2 separate regions of the Homo sapiens genome follow, and region 1 is linked to region 2. The links are chromatin contacts, found by Hi-C or POLR2A ChIA-PET in ENCODE. All regions are on one chromosome and are shown on one strand. Each heading gives the region's core, a stretch centred on a gene start or an enhancer-like site at or near the end of the contact. The rest is flanking DNA. Distances are from core to core; before and after follow the strand shown.

Evidence for each region. Hi-C counts contacts between places; a loop is a spot of excess contacts on that map. ChIA-PET counts read pairs that join two places held with the same protein, here RNA polymerase II (POLR2A). Pooled maps may share reads with other maps.
Region 1: a map with no recorded cell type shows a loop between it and region 2 (18-fold over the local background). The contact joins the promoter of SPTY2D1 here to the enhancer-like site in region 2. A Hi-C loop is called at or near these places in 11 of 37 single-sample maps with no recorded cell type and 5 of 50 pooled maps. POLR2A ChIA-PET finds 5 or more read pairs at or near these places in 1 of 52 experiments (activated CD4-positive, alpha-beta T cell).

The regions. Positions count from the first base shown.
Region 1 is chr11:18,631,209-18,636,278 of GRCh38, forward strand. SPTY2D1 (SPT2 chromatin protein domain containing 1) reads right to left here and starts at 3,134. Exons shown (of 6, transcript NM_194285.3): 1 at 2,990-3,134. The coding sequence starts at 3,049. LOC105376578 (a long non-coding RNA gene) reads left to right here and starts at 3,141. Exons shown (of 2, transcript XR_931097.3): 1 at 3,141-3,753; 2 at 4,672-4,785. RefSeq lists a silencer at 2,119-2,298 and an enhancer at 3,355-3,624.
Region 2 is chr11:18,225,635-18,230,994 of GRCh38, forward strand. No RefSeq gene overlaps it. Among named protein-coding and RNA genes, the nearest start is that of SAA4, 8.5 kb to the right of the region's middle. RefSeq lists a silencer at 3,747-3,796. Within about 2 kb of position 4,042, at least 2 of the 41 ENCODE cell types and tissues checked have a DNase peak (open chromatin) inside an H3K27ac peak, as active enhancers do.

The DNA of each region.
Region 1 (5,070 bases), core at 1,884-4,383, 400 kb after region 2:
AGACATAGTGTACAGGGTAACAGATTATTAGAAAGCAAGTATCCTTTTAAGCTACCATCGAAGTCAAGAAACATTTCAAGACAGGCCTGGCTCAGTGGTTCACACCTGTACTCACAGCAGTCTGGGAGGCTGAGGTGGGCTGATCACTTGAGGCCAGGAGTTTGATACCAGCCCTATCTCTACTAAAAATACAAAAAAATTAACTGGGCGTGGTGGTGCACCCCTGTATTCCCAGCTACTCAGGAGGCTGAGGCAGGAGAATGGCTTGAACCTGCGAGGCGGAGCTTGCAGTGAGCCAAGATTTCGCCACTGCACTCCAGCCTGGGCAACAGAGACTCCATCTCAAAAAAAAGAAAAGAAAAGAAAAAGCTTTATTTCTTTTAAAATAGATAACAAAAAAAAAAAAAAAACCACCAAACACTTTATTTCTTTTAAAATAGATGGCAAAAAAAGAAAAAAAGCTTTATTTCTTTTAAAATAGATGGAATAAATATGGGGAAATGTTAATATGCTAAATACGGGGTTTGGGTATATTAGAAATGTGTTAACATTCCTTATGTTTGAAAGTGTCCAAATTACTTTAAGCTGATAAGGAAAAAGTAAATAGAACAGTTAGATGAATCAAGTTAAAGCAAATCAAGTAAAGCATGAAATTTGGCCGGGTGTGGTGGCTCACACCTGTAATTTCAGCACTTTGGGAAGCCGAGGTGGGCGAATGACTTGAGGAAGGAGTTCAAGACCAGCCTGGCCAACATGGTGAAACCCTGTCTCTACCAAAAATACAAAAGTTAGCTTGATGTGGTGACAGGTGCCTGTAGTCCCAGTTACTCAAGAGGCTGAGACAGGAGAATTGCTTGAACTCAGCAGGTGGAGGCTGCAGTGAGCCGAGACCATGCCACTGCACTCCAGCCTCCAGCCCGGACGACAGAGTGAGACTCTATCTTAAAAAAAAAAAAAAAGAAGAAGAAGAAATTTAACTACAGTCTTATCCTATTCCTCAATAGTTTCTTTTGTGACTTTAATTCCACATAAAAAGATAAGAATTATAATGCTGGTAACTAAATCAAACTTCTAGGCTTACTAGCTTTGGCGGGGAGAGGTCAGAGAATGCATGATTCATAAAATATATGGCTATATTATCTATTGATTTTTTTTTTTTTGAAATGAAGTTTTTCTCTTGTTGCCCAGGCTGGAGTGCAATCGCACGATCTCAGCTCACTGCAATCTCCGCCTCCTGGGTTCAAGCAATTCTGTCTCAGCCTCCCAAGTAGCTGGGATTACAGGCGCACACCACCATGCCCGGCTAATTTTTGTATTTTTAGTAGAGATGGGGTTTCATCATATTTGTCAGGCTGGTCTCAAACTCCTGACTTCAGGTGATTCTCCCGCCTAGGCCTCCCAAAGTGCTGGGATTACAGGCCTGAGCCATTGCGCCCATCTATTAAATTTTAAATTACTTTTTTCCCCTTTTTGATTCTTCTGTTATTCCAATCATAGATAATGCATATATTATGACATATACACATATTTTGAAATTTTCTGCTTTAGGATTATCTGTCTGCTTTTCTCCCAGCAGCTACTGGCTTTCAGAATAAGAAATGACTTAGTTCTGATTCTTCCACAGAACAGTACTGGGCATCAAAGCTAGTACTATCTTTGACCTTTACTGAAATTCAATAAGATCTAGAATGAAATACAGACCAAATTATGCAAAGATGAATGGTTACTAGACCCAATATTGATTCATCTGGAAAATTTACAGATGCTTCTAGAAAGTAAATCTGTTGATCTGGGTTTCAAAGGTTTGAGTCTATACCTTCAACATGCAAAGCTTATGACTCACGGCTTAGAGGAATGGTTATTCAGAGTTCTTGGGATAAGGGATGGCTGTGTGTGTGTATATATACATATATTTATAAACATAAATATAGACCTTTTTCAGATCAATATTTTCAAAGGGATAAAAGAATGAACTAGCCTCAGAAGACAAAAAAAAGCTGCAGAAGAGAAAAAAACGAATATTGCAATATACGAATATCTAGGAAATGCAGAGCACTTCGTCGGAGCTCAATAAATTCTAGCTGAATTGACTTTGAGAGCCGTTTTAGTTCTATACCTCACTGCTCAAACCGCAGGCATCACCATGCAACTTATCGGTTTACAGCTGTGCTGTGGGTACCATCTGAAAATCTGGAAATGATTAGCTTATGCAAAACAGCCATAACCCCCAGAAACCAGGCGCTCTCCACCACTTTACCATTTAAGTCTTACACCGCTCTTGCGACTGTAAGCGAACTGACAAACATCTACTGACCAAATGGGACCTAGATTTTAAACAAAGACTGAAATCTGGAAGGCTACAAGTAAACAGAAGCTGAAACTAGCTCACCTATTCTGTTGGCCAAGGATTTCGTGGAATCTGCTAAACTTCTCTTCCCAAAAGATGATACCTATCCCCTGGGAGGTGATAATTTAATCACCTCGGTGGCTGAGTGGGTGGGGCCGAGTCAGAGAATTCTTTCAAGAAATCGCTAAACGTTTGACTTGAAGATCGATGAGAAGCCAGCCAAAAAGCTATCAAGCCAAGGACCCCAAACCCCCTAACTCCCTTACATACATATTTCCTTCCCAATCTCTAGGCTGAAGTTTATGTGGAAGCCAAAAACTACCAGCGCTAGAATCCACAGCGTGCCAGGCACAGCTCACTCACGGCTTTCACGCAATTCTAGCTACAACACCCAAACCGCAAAGTCCCTGTTGCAGGGGTAAATAAGCCGGCGAAACCCATTCACAGGAAGGCTCCCGCGTCTCGTCCCAAGCTCTTTTCTCCCGAGTTCCCAAGAGTATAAACCCAAGAAAAGGAAATAAGGCGTCCGGGTCTTTCCTCTCCCGGAGCCGATAGGCGGCTGCCCAGAAGTTCCATGGGCCACACACATTCCGAACTTGGAAGACTAGGGTCCCCTACATTGATGCCCCAGCTGCTACTTACCGGCACATTGTTGACACCTTGTCCCTTGGAAGCTATCATGAGAATTTCTCTGAAGTCCATGTTGGGCCGAGGCGGGAGAGACTGGGCCAGGCACTCGGAAAGGACTGACAGCGCACCTAACCGAGGCGCCCAGCTACAGCCAACTGCACTGCCTCGGGAGCCCCACTCCCACCCCGCCTCTGCGGGACCACTTCCGGCGCCTTCCTATGCCGTCTGCCCGCCCCCTTCCCTCCACGGCCTATATCCTTTCAGGGCCGCCACAGCGCTCGCGAGTCCCTGCGTAACTTCCGCTTTTAGGCCGAGACACGTACAAACGTGATACGTGGCTGCTGGCGTCGACCCGAGGGGCAGGGACTAGGCATTTTAGCAACCAAGGGGGTGTGGCTAAGCGAGAGAGCGGCTTCCCTGGTGGCCCGGGCGCGCGGTCTTGTCATCTTGTTGCTCCTTGTGAGCGCTGGGTAGAGAAAGTGAGGGGGTAGAGGGTTTACTTGCCAGGCCTGGGTTCTCTGGGTGTCACGGGTAGGCGCTTAGATCCAAAACGGCGGCGCCACAACAGCTGAACAGACGGATCTCGAGCCGGGGTTTGGGCTACTTGTGTCTAGGCGCTCGCGAAGCTGCGCAGGCGCACACAGCAGCGCCGTGGTCCTGTCTTGGATGCCCATTACTCATCAAATTCGGCCACATGCCGTGCGCTTACCTCCTACTCAGATGCACGCGTGCCGGGGATGGGGGCACGCGCTTACTTCTTTTGCCCCGTTTAGAAAGTAAGTTTTATGTGGAGCAGCCAACCTGTGTTTTTGCTCAGGCAATGGATTAAGGAATTTCACATACAGACCCAGCCTTGACATAACTTTGGTGTACTGATGAACATATGCTTCATATTCATATTCATTGGGATCCTAGTCCTGACTTCTTTTGGAGAGTTATCTTGGATCTGTAAGGTCATTTCGACTTAGCAAAAACACTGAAAATAATTAGGCAAACCTGGGTCTGCAAGTGGGAACCCGCCAGGGGATTGATAGCAAACAGGTACTCGGGATCTTTTCGGTGGGATGGAAATGCCTCCAAACTGGATTGTGGGGATGGTTGCACTATACATGTACTAAAAATCGTACACTTAAGACGGGTGAGAATGATACAGTATGTAAATATGTCAAGCTGTTAAAACATGCTAGACAGGCCGAGCGCGGTGGCTCACGCCTGTAATCCCAGCACTTTGGGAGGCCGAGGCGGGCGGATCACGAGGTCAGGAGATCGAGACCATCCCGGCTAAAACGGTGAAACCCCGTCTCTACTAAAAATACAAAAAATTAGCCGGGCGTAGTGGCGGGCGCCTGTAGTCCCAGCTACTTGGGAGGCTGAGGCAGGAGAATGGCGTGAACCCGGGAGGCGGAGCTTGCAGTGAGCCGAGATCCCGCCACTGCACTCCAGCCTGGGCGACAGAGCGAGACTCCGTCTCAAAAAAAAAAAACAAAAAACATGCTAGACAAAGCTGCTGGCTCTTACTCTTTGATGGTTTAATGCTGCGAACGTAATTCAAAATCAAAGCTGTTGGAACTTTAAGTTATTTTGCGCCTTAAAAGAATGTTATTATGGAACCTGAGCTACATAACAGGCAGCTGCGTTTGTTCCTCTGATTATAGATTAGCCTTTCTTTCCTACATCGTTTTGTGAAAACACAGGGAGAAGACAGCCATGTACAAACCAAGGAGAGAGACCTCAAGGTAACCACACCTTGATCATGGAATTCTAGCCACCAGAATTGTTAAGACAATAAATGTCTGTTGTTTAGGCCACCTAGTCTGTGGTACTTTGTTATTGGCAGCCCTAGCAAACGAATACACTGGCATATGGTGTTTTCAATTAATGCCAACCATCATTTCTCAAGGAAGCTCTTCCTGAGCTATCTCAGGGCCCCTTTTATAAATTCTTACAGCCCCCCAGTATTTCCCTTCATGCAACATTTTACAGTTTGTAATTACATATTTGTTCTTTTTTTTTTTTAAACTATTGGCTATATCTGTGATAGACAGAGCTATGAAAATGGGCATAAGCCTATTTTACCCATCACTATTTCCATC
Region 2 (5,360 bases), core at 2,792-5,291:
GCAAAGAATAACATTGGTAGTTTGAGAGGAATGCCATTGAATCTGTACATTGCTTTGGGCAGTATGGCCATATTAACAATATTGATTCTTCTAATCCATGAACATGGAATGTTTTTCCATTTATTTGTGTCGTCTCTCATTTCTTTCAGTAGTGTTTTGCAGTTCTCCTTGCAGAGACTGTTCACCTCCTTGGTTAGCTATATTCCCAGGTATTTCATTTTCTTTGAAACTATCAACAAAGTAAACAGACAATATACAGAATGGGAGAAAATATTCACGAACTATGCATCCAACAAAGATCTAATATCCAGAACCTATAAATAACTTAAACAAATCAACAAGCAAAAAACAAACAGGCAAAGGACATGAACAGATACTTCTCAAAAAAAGACATACAAGTGACCAACGAACATACCAAAAAAATGCTCCACATCACTAATCATCAGAGAAATGCAAATGAAAACCACAATGAGATACCATCTCACAGCAGCCAGAGGCAATTATTAAAAAGTCAGGCTAGGCGTGATGGCTCATGCCTATAATCCCAGCACTTTGAGAAGCCAAGGCTGGCAGATCACTTGAGCCCAGGAGTTCAAAACCAGCCTGGGCAACATAGCAAAATCCCATCTCTGGGAAAAAAAAATACAAAAAAGTAGCAAAGTGCAGTTGCATATGCTTATAGTCCCAGCTACTCAGGAGGCTGAGGTGGGAGGATCACCTGAGCCTGGGAGTTTGAGGCTGCAGTGAGCTGTGATTGCACCACTGCACTTCAGCTTGGATGACAGAGTGAGACCCTGTCTCAGTAAAAGTAAACAAATACATAAAATAAAATTAAAAAAAAGTCAAAAAGCAACAGATGCTGATGAGGCTGCAGAGAAAAGGGGACATTTATACACTGTTGGTGGGGAGGTAAATTAGTTCAGCCACTGTGGAAAGCAGTTTGGAGATTTCTCAAAGAACTCAAAACAGAGCTGCCATTAGACCGAGCAATCCCATTGCTAAGTGTATACCCAAAGGAAAATAGATCATTATGCCAAAAAGATATACATACTCATATGTTCATTGCCACACTATTCACAATAGTAAAGACATGGAATCAACCTAGGTGCCCATGAGTGGTGGGCTGGATAAAGAAAATGTGGTACATACATGCTATGGAATACTACACAGCCATAAAAAATAATGAAATTATGTCCTTTGTAGCAACATGGATGCAGCTGGAAGCCATAATCCTAAGTGAATTAACACAAGAACTGAAAACCAAATACCACATGTCCTCATGTATATGTGGGAGCTAAACATTGAGCACACATGGACATAAGCATGGGAACAATAGATACTGCAGACTACTAGGAGGTGGAGGGAGGGGAGAGTGGGTTGAAAAACTACCTTTTGGGTACCATGCTTACTACCTGGGTTCAATATATGTAGACCAACCTGTACATGTACCCACTGTCTCTAAAATAAAAGTTGAATTTTTAAAACATTAAAAATGAATAAATACAAAGAAAAGAAAAATGCCTTCCCAGCTGGGTGCATACTGAGCTGCAAAAACTGCCAGCTCATTCTGGTGCCCCCATCAAAGCAGAGGGGAGTGTGGTGAGTTCCTGAGAGAGCTCACCATGTGTGAACATTCTGGTGCCTGCTTCTCATCTGGGGATTTCTGAAGGATGGAGTAGCCCAGGCCAGCAGAGCTTGAAGAGGTATTGGTGGAATATGCCTAAAAAGAAGATGGGGTGACTTCTTACCCAACTCTGATCTCTGCACCCCTGGGCAGGAAGAGAAGAGATCCTCAGCCATTCTGGTGGGTCTATTGAGAAAACCACTGAGGTTAGGGAAAAAGCAGTGGCTGGGCCAGGTAAGGTAAACCTTACCCAGAGAGGGGGCTTGGAACAAGGACCACTTTCAGGACCAGTCGTAGATACAGCTGTTCTTCTCTGGGCAGTTCCACCCCCATATCTGAGGGAGCTGGATTTCACATCAGGAAGAACCCTGACCACCATCTCAGTAGAGACCTCCACATCAGTAGAGAATATATATCAGCATCAGTTAGAAGCACATCAAACCAGGGTGAGGCCAAAATGATTACCCCCTCCTTTACATCTCTCCCCTTTCCCAATCCTGAGGCTGAGAAGTGTGATAGAAAGACATCTCAGAACTAGACTATCCCCACCCTTCTCTAAGGTGCTGGTGCCAGAGGAGCAGGGAAAGAGTCTCTAACCGTCACCCCTCCCAGCACTCCCACTACAATCTAGCCAACAATAGCGGAGCAGGATGCTTTAAAACAGACATGATATTGGAGCTTGAAACGGGACTGCAGTGACCTTTAATAATCTAAATAATCGGCCAGCCGCGGTGGCTCACGCCTGTAATCCCAGCACTTTGGGAGGCCGAGGCAGTGGATCACGAGGTCAGGAGACTGAGACCATCCTGGCCCACATGGTGAAACCCCGTCTTTACTAAAAGTACAAAAATTAGCTGGGCGTGGTGGCAGGCGCCTGTAGTCCCAGCTACTTAGGAGGCTGAGGCACAAGAATCGCTAGAACCCAGGAGGCGGAGGTTGCAGTGAGCCGAGATTGTGCCACTGCACTCAAGCCTGGCAACAGGGCGAGACTTCATCTCAAAAAAAATAAAATAAATAAAATAAAATAAAATAAAATAAAATGGGGAGACTAGTTAGATGGCTACCGCAGTACCCCAGATGAGAAATGATGTAGCCAGGAGCATGAGGGTGTAAATGAGAGGAAGTCAATGGATTAGAGATGAACTTTGGAAGTTCACATCCAGCGGATTGAATGTGGGGGTAAAGTGAAGGGAAGCATCAACACATTCCCCTAACTGGTGTGAGGAACAGAGAGAATGGCCATGTCATTAACTGAAATGGAGAAACCTGGAGTGTGAAGAGTTCTGACGGGAAAACCCGAGTTCATTTTGGGACACGTTAAGTTTGAGATATCTGGAAGCCAGCTATGTAGATATGTCAAGTAGCCAGTTGGATGTACAAGCATGGAGCTCAGAAATGAGTTTTGCAGGGGGAGATATAATTTTAAAAGCCATCCACATATAAGTACTATTTAGACTTGTGAAAGAGAGCATAGAGAAATAAAGAATGGGGGCCCAGAGCCAAGTCTGAAGAACACAGAGTTTGGGGAGATAAAAAAAGTCCCAGCTAAGGAAATAAAGGAGAATTGAGGTAGAGGGTAATATTATGCTACTTAGAGCTGATGAAGGAAAGAGTAGTATTATGAAGCCAAGAGACCAAATATATCAGGAAGGAAGGGGAAGGCAACTGCGTTGAATGTTGCTCACAGAGCTACTGATATGAGAAAAGAGAGATGTTCATTGTTTTTGGCAGCATGGAGGTCAGTGGTGACAAAGGTATTTTGCTGAAGTTGTGGGGACAGAAACCAGGCTGGAGTGGGTTAACATATGATCAGAAGTGAAGAATCAGAAGGTGTGTAGATGGGCAATACTTTCAACAAGTTTGACTTATTAAGAGGAAGAAGACAATGTGCAAGAGTGAAGAGTAATGTGGGTTGAAGTGTAGGTTTTCAATGGGATAATCTAATTCAGAAAGCAACTACTGAGTGCCTGGACCCTGCTAGGCATTAAGCATGCAGTGATGAACAAGATATGGTGCCTGTTCTCAAACAAGTCAGACATTTCCCCAAGCATAAGGGCTCACCTGGCCATTTAAACCAAGTGCTGGAGATCCACGAAGAAGAAAGGGGTCTCCACTGCTGAACCTCTTGGCCTTGTTCAGTGTATCACAGGTTCTGAAGTCAGACAAACCAGCCTGCAGTCCTGGCTCTGCACCTGTTACATATGTGACCTTGGAGAAGGTCCTAAACACAAACCTCTCTAAACCTCAGTTTATCCAGCTGAGAACATCAAAGCCTTCTCTGCAGCTTAAATCAGATAAAGTATTTAAACTGTAGGGCACAGTCTTGCAATTGCAATTAAAAATGGCAGCTATTCTAATTACTATTTGCTGACTTCCCATACCCCAGCAAAATTTGGATTGCCACCAGTGTGTGCTTCTGTTGAGGCTCTTACTAAACTGTGTTGTCTATCTACATATCTCACTTCCCCTTTAGGACAGGAAGTAGAATTTTATTTGAACTAAAAGCCAACGAAATGCCGGCCAGGTGCAGTGGTTCAGGCCTACATTTTCAGACCCTTGGCCAGTTGAGCCCATGAGTTAGCCCAGCCCGGCCAACATGGTGAACCCCCTTTTTTATTAAAAACCCAAAAATTAGCCAGGTGTGGTGGCCCATGCCTGTAATCCCAGCTGCTCGGAAGGGTGAGGTGAAAAAATCCCCTGAACCCGGGAGGCGGAGGTTGAGTAACCCGAGATCACCCCATTGCACTCCAGCTTGTTTGACAAAGGGAGATTTTGTCAAAAAAAAAAAAAAAAAAAAAAAAAAAAAAGAGAATAAAGATAAGGAAAACCAACAGGAGAGTCATTCCTTAGGTAAAATGAGCGGGACAAATTAAAAATTGAGTCAGGGGAGGCACGGGTGTTGATAAGAGATAAATCAGAGTCGGCCAGGCAGAGGGGCTCAGGCCTGTAATCCCAGCACTTTGGGAGGCCAAGGCAGCAGATCATTTGAGGCCAGGAGTTTGACACCAGCCTGGCCAACATGGCGAAACCCCATCTCTACTAAAAACACAAAAATTAGCCGGGCATGGTGGTGCGCACCTGTGGTCCCAGCTACTCCAGAGGCTGAGGTGTGATAATTGCTTGAACCCAGGAGGCAGAGTTTGCAGTGAGCTGAGATCGTGCCACTGCACTCCAGCTTGGGCAACAGAGAAAGACTCTGTCTCAAAAAAAAAAAAAAAAAAAGAAAGAAAGAAAGAAACCAGAGTCCAAGATAGCAGTTTCTAGGATAGAACTCCTAGGATTAGGCTTCTCTAAGCAATGTACCTTGTTTTTATTGAGACAGGGTCTCACTCTGTCATACAAGCTGGAGTACAATGGAGTGATCATAGCTTACTACAGCCTTGACCTCCTGGGCTCAAGCAGTACTCTAGCCTCAGCCTCCCAAGTAGCTGGGAATACAGGCACATGCCATCATGTCTGGCTAATTTTTTTGGTTTTTAGTAAAGATGAGGTTTCACTATGTTGCCTAGCTGGTCTTGAACTCCTGGGCTCAAGCGATCCTCCTGCCTCAGCTTCCCAAAAGGCTAGGATTACAGGCATAAGCCACCACACTCAGCCCACAATGTACCTTCTCCATAAGGAAAGAGCTCACTGGGGGACAAGGCCTAGAGGCAGAGAGTGGACAGGATGCAATGAATTGGGCAGTACAAAGTCTGTATACAGAGAGGCCTGGAAACTGCAACAAAATAAACTGTGA